Linked DNA regions of Homo sapiens: all the other regions are linked to region 1. A link is a contact called in ENCODE Hi-C or POLR2A ChIA-PET data. All regions are on one chromosome and are shown on one strand. Each heading gives the region's core, a stretch centred on a gene start or an enhancer-like site at or near the end of the contact. The rest is flanking DNA. Distances are from core to core; before and after follow the strand shown.

Region 1 (2,700 bases), core at 26-2,525:
CTAGAATACATAAGCTCCTTATGGAACTTGTAAGCACACAAACACATATGGAATCACAAACTAAAATAAGGGTTTTGAAGGAGTTTTATTACATAGGTTAATTGCCTCTAAAACTTGGTGTGACAGAGAAAGGGGATTTTCCTGTCTTTGGTTTACATTGAGTTTTGGGCAACCTTCCCACATGGCTGTCCGGCATTAGCTGTTCTGTACAGATGCCCTGAGTCCCTGCTTGCCATGTCACTGTTTATTACTGGGGTTTGTTGTTGTTGTTGTTGTTGTTTTTGAGATGGAGTCTCACGCTGTTGCCCAGGCTGGAGTGCAGTGGCGTGATCTCGGCTCACAGCAACCTCCGCCCCCTGGGCTCAAATGATTCTAATGCCTCAGCCTCCTGAGTAGCTGGGAACACACACACACACACACACACACACACACACCACCACGCCAGGCTAATTTTTGAATTTTTTGTAGAGATGGGATTTCGCCATGCTGACCAGGCTGGTCTCGAACTCCTGACCTCAAGTAATCCACTTACCTGAGCCTCCCAAAGTGCTGGGATTACAGGCATGAGCCACCGCGCTGGCTTATGACTGGTATTATATTAATAATAAAATTCGCGGGCCGGGTGCGGTGGCTCATGCCTTTAATCCCAGCACTTGGGAAGGCCAAGGCAGGTGGATTGCTGGAGGTCAGGAGTTCGAGACCAGCCTGGCCAACATGGCGAAACCCCATCTTTACTAAAAATACAAAACTTAGCCGAGTATGGTGGCGCATGCCTATAGTTGCAGCTACTCAGGAGGCTGAGGCGGGAGAATCGCTTGAGCTTGGGAGGTGGAGGTTGCAGTGAGCTGAGATAGTGCCACTGCACTCTAGCCTGGGCAACACAGCAACTCTGTCTCATAAATAAATAAATAAAGTTACTACCTATTATCCATGATTTAAGGTAATAAATTTTAAAAGGTACCTTTGAGAAAATATGAGATTGCTATAAATCAAGCCCACCTCTTGGATGGGCATTGCGTTATTTGCAGCCACAAAGGAACCCATAGACCCTACCTTGTATCTATGGCAAGCCAAGAGTGTGCCTTCCCCTGCCCATTCCTCAGTTTGTTCACCAGCAACCCAAGTTTCCAGCTGCAGATGGCTGGATTAAAGTGACTTGAGGGAGGGGCTGGTCTGCAATGTTCAGGAGCATGCTTCATGTTGGAGGCACTGAGCAGTGGGAGGAGACACGATGAGGCTGTAATATGATGTAGGGGCCAGGGGCTGGTTTACCCAACCCAGATGATGCAACAGTGTTGCACAGAGTCACCTAGACAGCCTGGTGGACTGTTTAAAAAGGAAGAGAACAGTTTGCACAAACTGACATAGTTCTAACATTTGGAAAAGGGGAACTCAGCTAAATGAAAGAACAGTAATGCTACAGAGTAGACTGTGTTTCTAAGTATTGGGTGTAGATATTGTGTTTTATTATGAAACTTTTCAGAAAAGTAGAGTAGTATCACGAACCTCACATGCCCGTCACCCATCTTTAGAAATGATTAACTCCTGGCCAGTCTCATTTCATCCACTCCCCACCCTCTCTCAACCCTCAGATGGCCTGGATTATTTTGACATTGTGTCACTTCTTGGTGTAGTTTTACTTGTTGACAATCATGCTTTTTTCTTTTTTTTTTTTTTTTTTTTTGAGACAGAGTCTCGCTCTGTTGCCCAGGATGGAGTGCAGTGGTGAGATCTCAGCTCACTACAGCCTCCACCTCCTGGGTTCAAGCGATGCTCCTGCCTCAACCTCCTGAGTAGCTGGGACCACAGGTACGTGCCACCACGCCCAGCTAATTTTTTGTATTTTTAGTAGAGATGGGGTTTCACCATGTTAGCCAGGATGGCTTCAATCTCTTGACCTCGTGATCTGCCCGCCTCAGCCTCCCAAAGTGCTGGGATTACAGGTGTGAGTCATCGTGTCTGGCCAAAAAAAACTTTAGATTCACATTCGGTCAGTTAAAAATGTATGTCAAATTGTAAATGATCACCTCGATTGGAAACGGGATATTTTTACTTTATTTCTGCTCCTATGTGTTTTCTAAATATCCTATCATGAACATGTTACTTTTATAGTAAGTAGAAACTTATTTTAAAGTGTATTAGGTGTGAAAATTAAGATTAGAGGCTGTTATTAATATCCTTGTTGTCTAACCTTTCAACAGGCAGCAAAGTAATGGAGAACGGCCTTCTCTTCAAAGAACTTCTGCAGACTCCAAATTTTCGAATTACCGTGGTTGATGATGCAGACACTGTTGAACTCTGTGGTGCGCTTAAGGTAAAGTCAGCCTCAGGGGAGGAGTTCATCAAGCAAGGCAAATGTTAGCATCATTGAGTCTAATCCTCAAGAATGGGCTCTGTGTTCTGTGCACCCACATCAGCGAAGAATAGTGAATTGAGAGTCTTGTTTATAACTTCCTGTTTTGCTGCAGCCTTTCCCGGGTGGTTCAGTTCCTCTCTTACTCGTGGCTTGCTTTAACTTGTAAATATGGGGGAATTGTGATGTTTTGGTCTTTGGGAAGTTGGCAGCATTGATATTTGGAAAGCATGGGAGTTCCTTGATGACAGGGTTTCACCCAGGAGCAAATGATTCTATTCATTCATGTTTTTCTCCCACACTTCATCCTGAGCAGGAAAAGGAACTTGTTTCCTCTGAATTATGCT
Region 2 (2,700 bases), core at 96-2,595, 160 kb before region 1:
AAATAATGATAATAATGTAAATTGCTACTAATATTAAAAGGGGGAGGGTATTTTTTCTTTCTTTTTATTATTTTATTTTATTTTATTTTATTTATTTATTTTTTTTGAGTCGGAGTCTCGCACTGTCGCCCCGGCTAGATTGCAATGGCGCGATCTCGGCTCACTGCAACCTCTGCCTCCGGGGTTCAAGCGATTCTCCTGCCTCAGCCTCCGGAGTAGCTGGAATTACAGGCGCGCCGCCACGCCCGGCTAATTTTTTTTGTTTTTAGTAGAGACGGGTTTTCACCATGTTGGCGAGGCTGGTCTCGAACTCCTGACTTCGTGATCTGCCCGCCTCGGCCTCCCAAAGTACTGGGATTACAGAGGTGAGCCACCGCGCCCGGCCTCTTTCTGTTTTTAAACAAAACTTCCATTACAAACATCGGAGGCTGCAAGGCACAAACTGGGGCAGGAGTATGCACAGTCGCCCAGGATGACAAGTGGCAGGTTTTTTGTTGATGGTGGTGGTGTTCTGAAACACCAAACTTTAAAATGAACTGTTACTTAGAGAATTACTGTAATCGGAGCGGACGTGCTAACGCTTTTTCACCCCGGCACAAAGCACGCCCCTTCTGCCTCCCTTTCCCAGTCATTCTTCAGGCGTGCGGGAAACCGCGGACAAGCAGAGCACGGGGACCAGCACGATCCTCCTGCCACCACTCCAGTCTCTGCAGGTGCCAGCATAGAAGAAAACCAGGGCTCTCGCCTCCCTCCCCGCCACTGCGGTGCGGTCCCGGGGTGGAGCCACGGCGCGCCCCATCCTGAGAACCCCACCTGGAGGGGAGCAGGGACGCAGGAAGGGCACCGTTGGGAGGCATCACTGGGTTCGCTGAAGGCACAATCGCGCGCGCACACACATACACAGACACACATACACACACGCACGCACACACACACACACACACACAGCGGCGCGCGGTGGCGCGGGCGGCTGGCGCGTTACCTGTTCTGCCAGCCCTGGAGGAGGTTGGTGTATTTGCTGAGCACGCCCTCGAGCGCCGGCTCCCTCCTGCGGCCGCCTCCCCCGGACGGGCTAGCGGCCACAGAGCCCGGGCTGCTGCGGCTTCCCCCGCCGCCGAGCCCGGCCGCCGCCGACCGGCTGGAGACCCCCCGGCCCGCCAGAGAGCAGGAGGGCGAGGAGCCCGCCGAGGTAGCACGGCTGCTGCTGCGGCTGCTGCTGTTGCTACCCCCGCCGCCGTCTGTGCCCTGGACTGCCCTCTCCATGGTCCGTGGGCGCCCGGGACGCGGGTGCCCGCCGCGGTGGCGGCCCCGGCACGGCGGCTGCTGCTGCTGCTACAGCTCCGGACGCCCGGGCCGCGCGTGCCTGCTCCAAATCCCCGGGAAATGCCTGACTCATACAGGAGGAAGAGGAGGAGGAGGCGAAGGAGAGCTGGGAAGGAAGCCAACGGGGCTGGATGCAGCTGCGGCCGCCCCTCCTCCCGCCGCGGCCAGGGCCCGGCCCCTCCCTCCGCACTAGTTTCCCGGGCAAGTTCGGAGCGGGTGGCCGGCTAGGCGAGCCCTCTTCGGGTTCCTCCTTCTCTTCCTTCGTGTCCCTGCGGCCTCTCAGGCCCTCGGGACACTCTAGGAGGCCGATCTGCAGGGTGGGCACGCCCTAAATCCACGCCAAGTCACCCACGCATTCCTTCTGCCACCCTCTCTTGGATCCGAAGGGGCGAAAGGGAATCTCTGCACGTCACTCCCCACCCCTTATCCACCTCGGGACCTGGAGGGAGGGGCAGCCCCACCCACCCGGTCCACCCGGATATGGACCCGCCCGGCCTGACAGGCTCACACGCACACTCCCTCTCTCGGTCTTCCGCACACGATGCTGCGCCAGACGCTCCTACACAGTAACCTGGAAATTATCACCGGCGGAGCAAAGTCACAGCTCAGGGAGGCCCTCCGCGTTGTCTGGCGGAGGAGGGGAGTGGCAGGTGATCCTCACAGGTAAGCTCGCCGGGCATTTTCATGCAGCAGGATTATGATAAATGCTTAACAGACACACGGCTGGGCTGGGGTGAGGCGCGCGAACTCTCAGGTTTGTGCGAGTGCTTCCTTAAATTGAGTGTCCTAGGTCACTCACTGGCCTAACCCTAATCCCCTGCCCTGAATGGCACGCATAAACCTGGCAAGTCAAAACCTATCCATTGCTACCACACTGCACGTGCACCTAGGAGCAGAGGCTCTGAAACCGGGAAAACTGCTCCAGAGGCAAGGGAAATTAACAGATATTTACAAACATTGAAGGATTCTCTGTGTTGGCTGTAACTTCTGCGCCCCTCTTCCTACCTAAAGATACTCTTTCTATCCCACTAATATTTTTTGTGAATATAGATATCCATTGTAATCTGAAGTATCAAAAATTACCTAGAAAAAAGCTTTGAGGAACTCAGACTCTCTCTCTCACACACACACAGACAAAACAAAAGGTGATAGATGATAGGTGATCTCCGTCCAAAGGATCTACAAACCCATCAAGCAGATAAATACTTCAAGAGTTAAAAAAAATTACTAAATGGAAAAGTCAGCTCTCAAAGGGACAGTTCCCCGAGCCCAACCCCTTTCTAGCTTCACATCCTTCCAGGAAGATTTCATGGGTGGTTTAGCTCTAGAGATGCACGGAGAAGCTTCTGGAGTTGAAGAGAAGTGGTTGTGCCCCTG
Region 3 (2,700 bases), core at 110-2,609, 200 kb before region 1:
AAATTCCCTCCCTCATCAGCAAACAAGGCGTCAAATTCCTGCCACTAGGACTCTGGTCCAAAGTTACAGTCCCCAAAGTCAACACCAGTGACATGGGGCTCCCAAAGTCACCACAAATATGCTCTAGGGACACTATCTGGACCGGAAGCCTCAAAACAAAAGTCAGTCAGTGACATACGATCCAGCCCTCAAGCCCACTTGCTTTGACCAGAATCAGGCTTTGGTTTGTTCATTGTTTTTATTTTTGGCTTTAAAAATTGTTTTGAATCAGTTGACAATCTTTAAAAATTAAGACAGCTTCTCACACAAATCTACATCTCTAGTTTCTCTTGCAATATCCAAGGATCTCAACATGGGGTCCATTCACTACACGGCAACCATAGGCCATAGCTGAGAAGCAGCTGCCCTGTCAGATGTGATGCACTCTCAGGTCTCCATGCTCCCACCTTCTCCAGACGCTCAGGATGCCAAAGCAGAGGTCAGCAGCCCTTGACCAGAGGGGTTTATACTGCTTTTCTGACACCCTTGTTTCTGTGACACAGCCTGAGACCTGGAGAATATTTGAGCCTGTGACCCCTGGTCTGGTACGAATAACGTATCATGCATACAAATAGGGTTACTGGCCAAACATCTGCAGATCCTATTATGACTAAAAAAATCCAAACTACTTAAGGCATTACTCAATTCAGAGAACCTCTTGCCATTAGGGATTGCCTGAATCAACAGACACTACTAAGTTTTGGTTTATGCTTTTTTTTTTCTGAGATGGGTTTCACTCTTGTTGCCCAGGCTGGAGTGCAATGGCATGATCTCGGCTTACTGCAACCTCCGCCTCCCAGGTTCAAGTGATTCTCCTGCCTCAGCCTCCTGAGTAGCTGGGATTACAGGCACGTGCCACCATGCCCGGCTAATTTTTGTATTTTTAGTAGAGACAGGGTTTCACCACGTTGGCCAGCTGGTCTCGAACCCCTGATCTCAGGTGATCCACCCCCCTCAGCCTCCCCAAGTGCTAAAATTATAGGCGTGAGCCACTGCACCCAGCCACTACTAAGTTTTTTAATGAAAAGGGGGAACTCAAGTTTTTTACTTTTTCAATAATAACAAAAAAATTAGAAATCAATTAAGAATTTAAGAAAAATTAAGAATTTTATTAAGTTGTTTTTTATCAAAAAAAAAAAAAACCCTTGTATTAAGAAAAATTAAGAATTTTTTAAGTCGTTTCCTTCCTGACTACTATGTACAAAATATTAGGCTTCTATTGAAGCAATGACATAATGATGAGTAAGACCCTGCCTGGGCCCTTGCAGGCAGATGGCGGACAGCGTGTGAACAGAGCAATTGCGGGAGGCACAGCGGTAAAGGTAATGGCATCCACCTGCGAAAAGCACAAGAGCCCTCAGGAGGTGACAGGAAGCCTTTATCAAAGGACAAGGCATCTGCCCGGCTAAGGAGAGGGAACAAGAAGCAAGGCTATGACACAAGTTCAAGGTGGAGCTGGGCTTTGGTCCCATTCTAGCAGAGCTGAGACTTCCTTTGGAGGTCACAGGAAGTCACCCAAGAGTTTTTAGTGTTGCATGCTTTAGAAAAGTTACCATGGAGATGGTGTTGAGGTGCCTAGAAGAAGAGGAGCTTGGGCTCAGGGAGGCCTTAAGAAGATGATCGTGGGAGTCCAGACCAGATGCAAGGAGCATCGAAACAAAGACAAGGGCAGGAGGAGCAGACCAGAGAGGCAGCTACGGCTCAGTGGCTGTTAGATACTGACAAATGAGACGAGCAGTTATCAGAAGAGACAAAGGCAGGAGGGAGCAGACCAGAAAGGCAGCTATGCCTCAGTGGCTGGTTAGATACTAGAGAACGAGACACAGCAGTAATCAGAATGATTCACTAAATTTCAGGCTCTGACAACTCAGTGGACATCAGAAACACTGGGCCAACACAAAAAATAAAGGATGGGGAGCAGTTACTGGAAGGTAAGGGTGAGTAGGGGAGACATAGAGACCAGGATCCCATCTGCAGAAGTGTAGCAGCTCTGGATCTAGGCACGAACAAGGTCAACCCTCGGCCCAGGCTGTCCCTAAGCACACAGCACATCACCAAAGCTGGAGGTGCCAATTCCTCCACCCAACTCAGCTGAACAGCAGTTCCCACAGCATCACTAAGGCTGAAAAATTGGAATGCTATCCTCCTCACAAAGGCGGAAGCATGCTTTGTCCTCTGCCTGCCTATAGCGAGTGTCCAAATTACCAATGGCAGATCTTACACCAACATCAGAAGTCCCCTACCAGCTCCTCTTGGCCTCTGCATATGCCACCTTCCCCTACTCCACAATTCCTGCGACAGCACTGAGAAGGTACTCAGGCAGGGCATGGGGTTGGGAGGTTTGGTGGAAGTCTAAAGATGACCAACACATGAAACAAGCCCTCAAAAGAACCTAACAGATCACGGAAGACTCCTGTGGAAACACTCCACACGCTGAGCACAGTATGACAGGCTGGAGGAGAAAAATAGATAAAGAATCTGTGTTAGGTCATATTCCCTGGAGGCAGAGCCTGATGTGGCGACTCCTATGCAAATGAGTGCTTGAGGAAGTGCTCTCAGGATCCGGAGAAACTGGAAGAAGGTGAGGGAAACTGCATAGGAGTTGAGATAAGCCCAGCCTCCGTCTGATCCCACAAAAAGCTCTGAAGTAAACTGTACAAA

The links. Hi-C counts contacts between places; a loop is a spot of excess contacts on that map. ChIA-PET counts read pairs that join two places held with the same protein, here RNA polymerase II (POLR2A). Pooled maps may share reads with other maps.
Region 2: a map of PC-3 shows a loop between it and region 1 (8-fold over the local background). The contact joins the promoter of OSBPL10 here to the enhancer-like site in region 1. A Hi-C loop is called at or near these places in 3 of 168 maps with a recorded cell type or tissue (B cell, PC-3 and endothelial cell of umbilical vein) and 11 of 50 pooled maps. POLR2A ChIA-PET finds 5 or more read pairs at or near these places in 3 of 52 experiments (BJ, OCI-LY7 and activated CD4-positive, alpha-beta T cell).
Region 3: a pooled map shows a loop between it and region 1 (2.0-fold over the local background). The contact joins two enhancer-like sites. A Hi-C loop is called at or near these places in 2 of 50 pooled maps. POLR2A ChIA-PET finds 5 or more read pairs at or near these places in 2 of 52 experiments (H1 and OCI-LY7).

The regions. Positions count from the first base shown.
Region 1 is chr3:32,144,421-32,147,120 of GRCh38, forward strand. GPD1L (glycerol-3-phosphate dehydrogenase 1 like) reads left to right here. Exons shown (of 8, transcript NM_015141.4): 5 at 2,202-2,314. Among named protein-coding and RNA genes, the nearest start is that of GPD1L, 39 kb to the left of the region's middle. Within about 2 kb of position 1,276, at least 3 of the 41 ENCODE cell types and tissues checked have a DNase peak (open chromatin) inside an H3K27ac peak, as active enhancers do; they include OCI-LY7, where a contact is called at or near this core.
Region 2 is chr3:31,979,917-31,982,616 of GRCh38, forward strand. It overlaps OSBPL10 (oxysterol binding protein like 10), which reads right to left and starts at 1,346. Exons shown (of 12, transcript NM_017784.5): 1 at 983-1,346. The coding sequence starts at 1,263. ZNF860 (zinc finger protein 860) reads left to right here and starts at 1,834. Exons shown (of 2, transcript NM_001137674.3): 1 at 1,834-1,986. RefSeq lists a silencer at 1,036-1,105.
Region 3 is chr3:31,945,237-31,947,936 of GRCh38, forward strand. The region is part of intron 1 of OSBPL10 (oxysterol binding protein like 10); the gene reads right to left. Among named protein-coding and RNA genes, the nearest start is that of OSBPL10, 35 kb to the right of the region's middle. RefSeq lists enhancers at 1,090-1,692, 1,693-2,294. Within about 2 kb of position 1,360, at least 5 of the 41 ENCODE cell types and tissues checked have a DNase peak (open chromatin) inside an H3K27ac peak, as active enhancers do; they include OCI-LY7, where a contact is called at or near this core.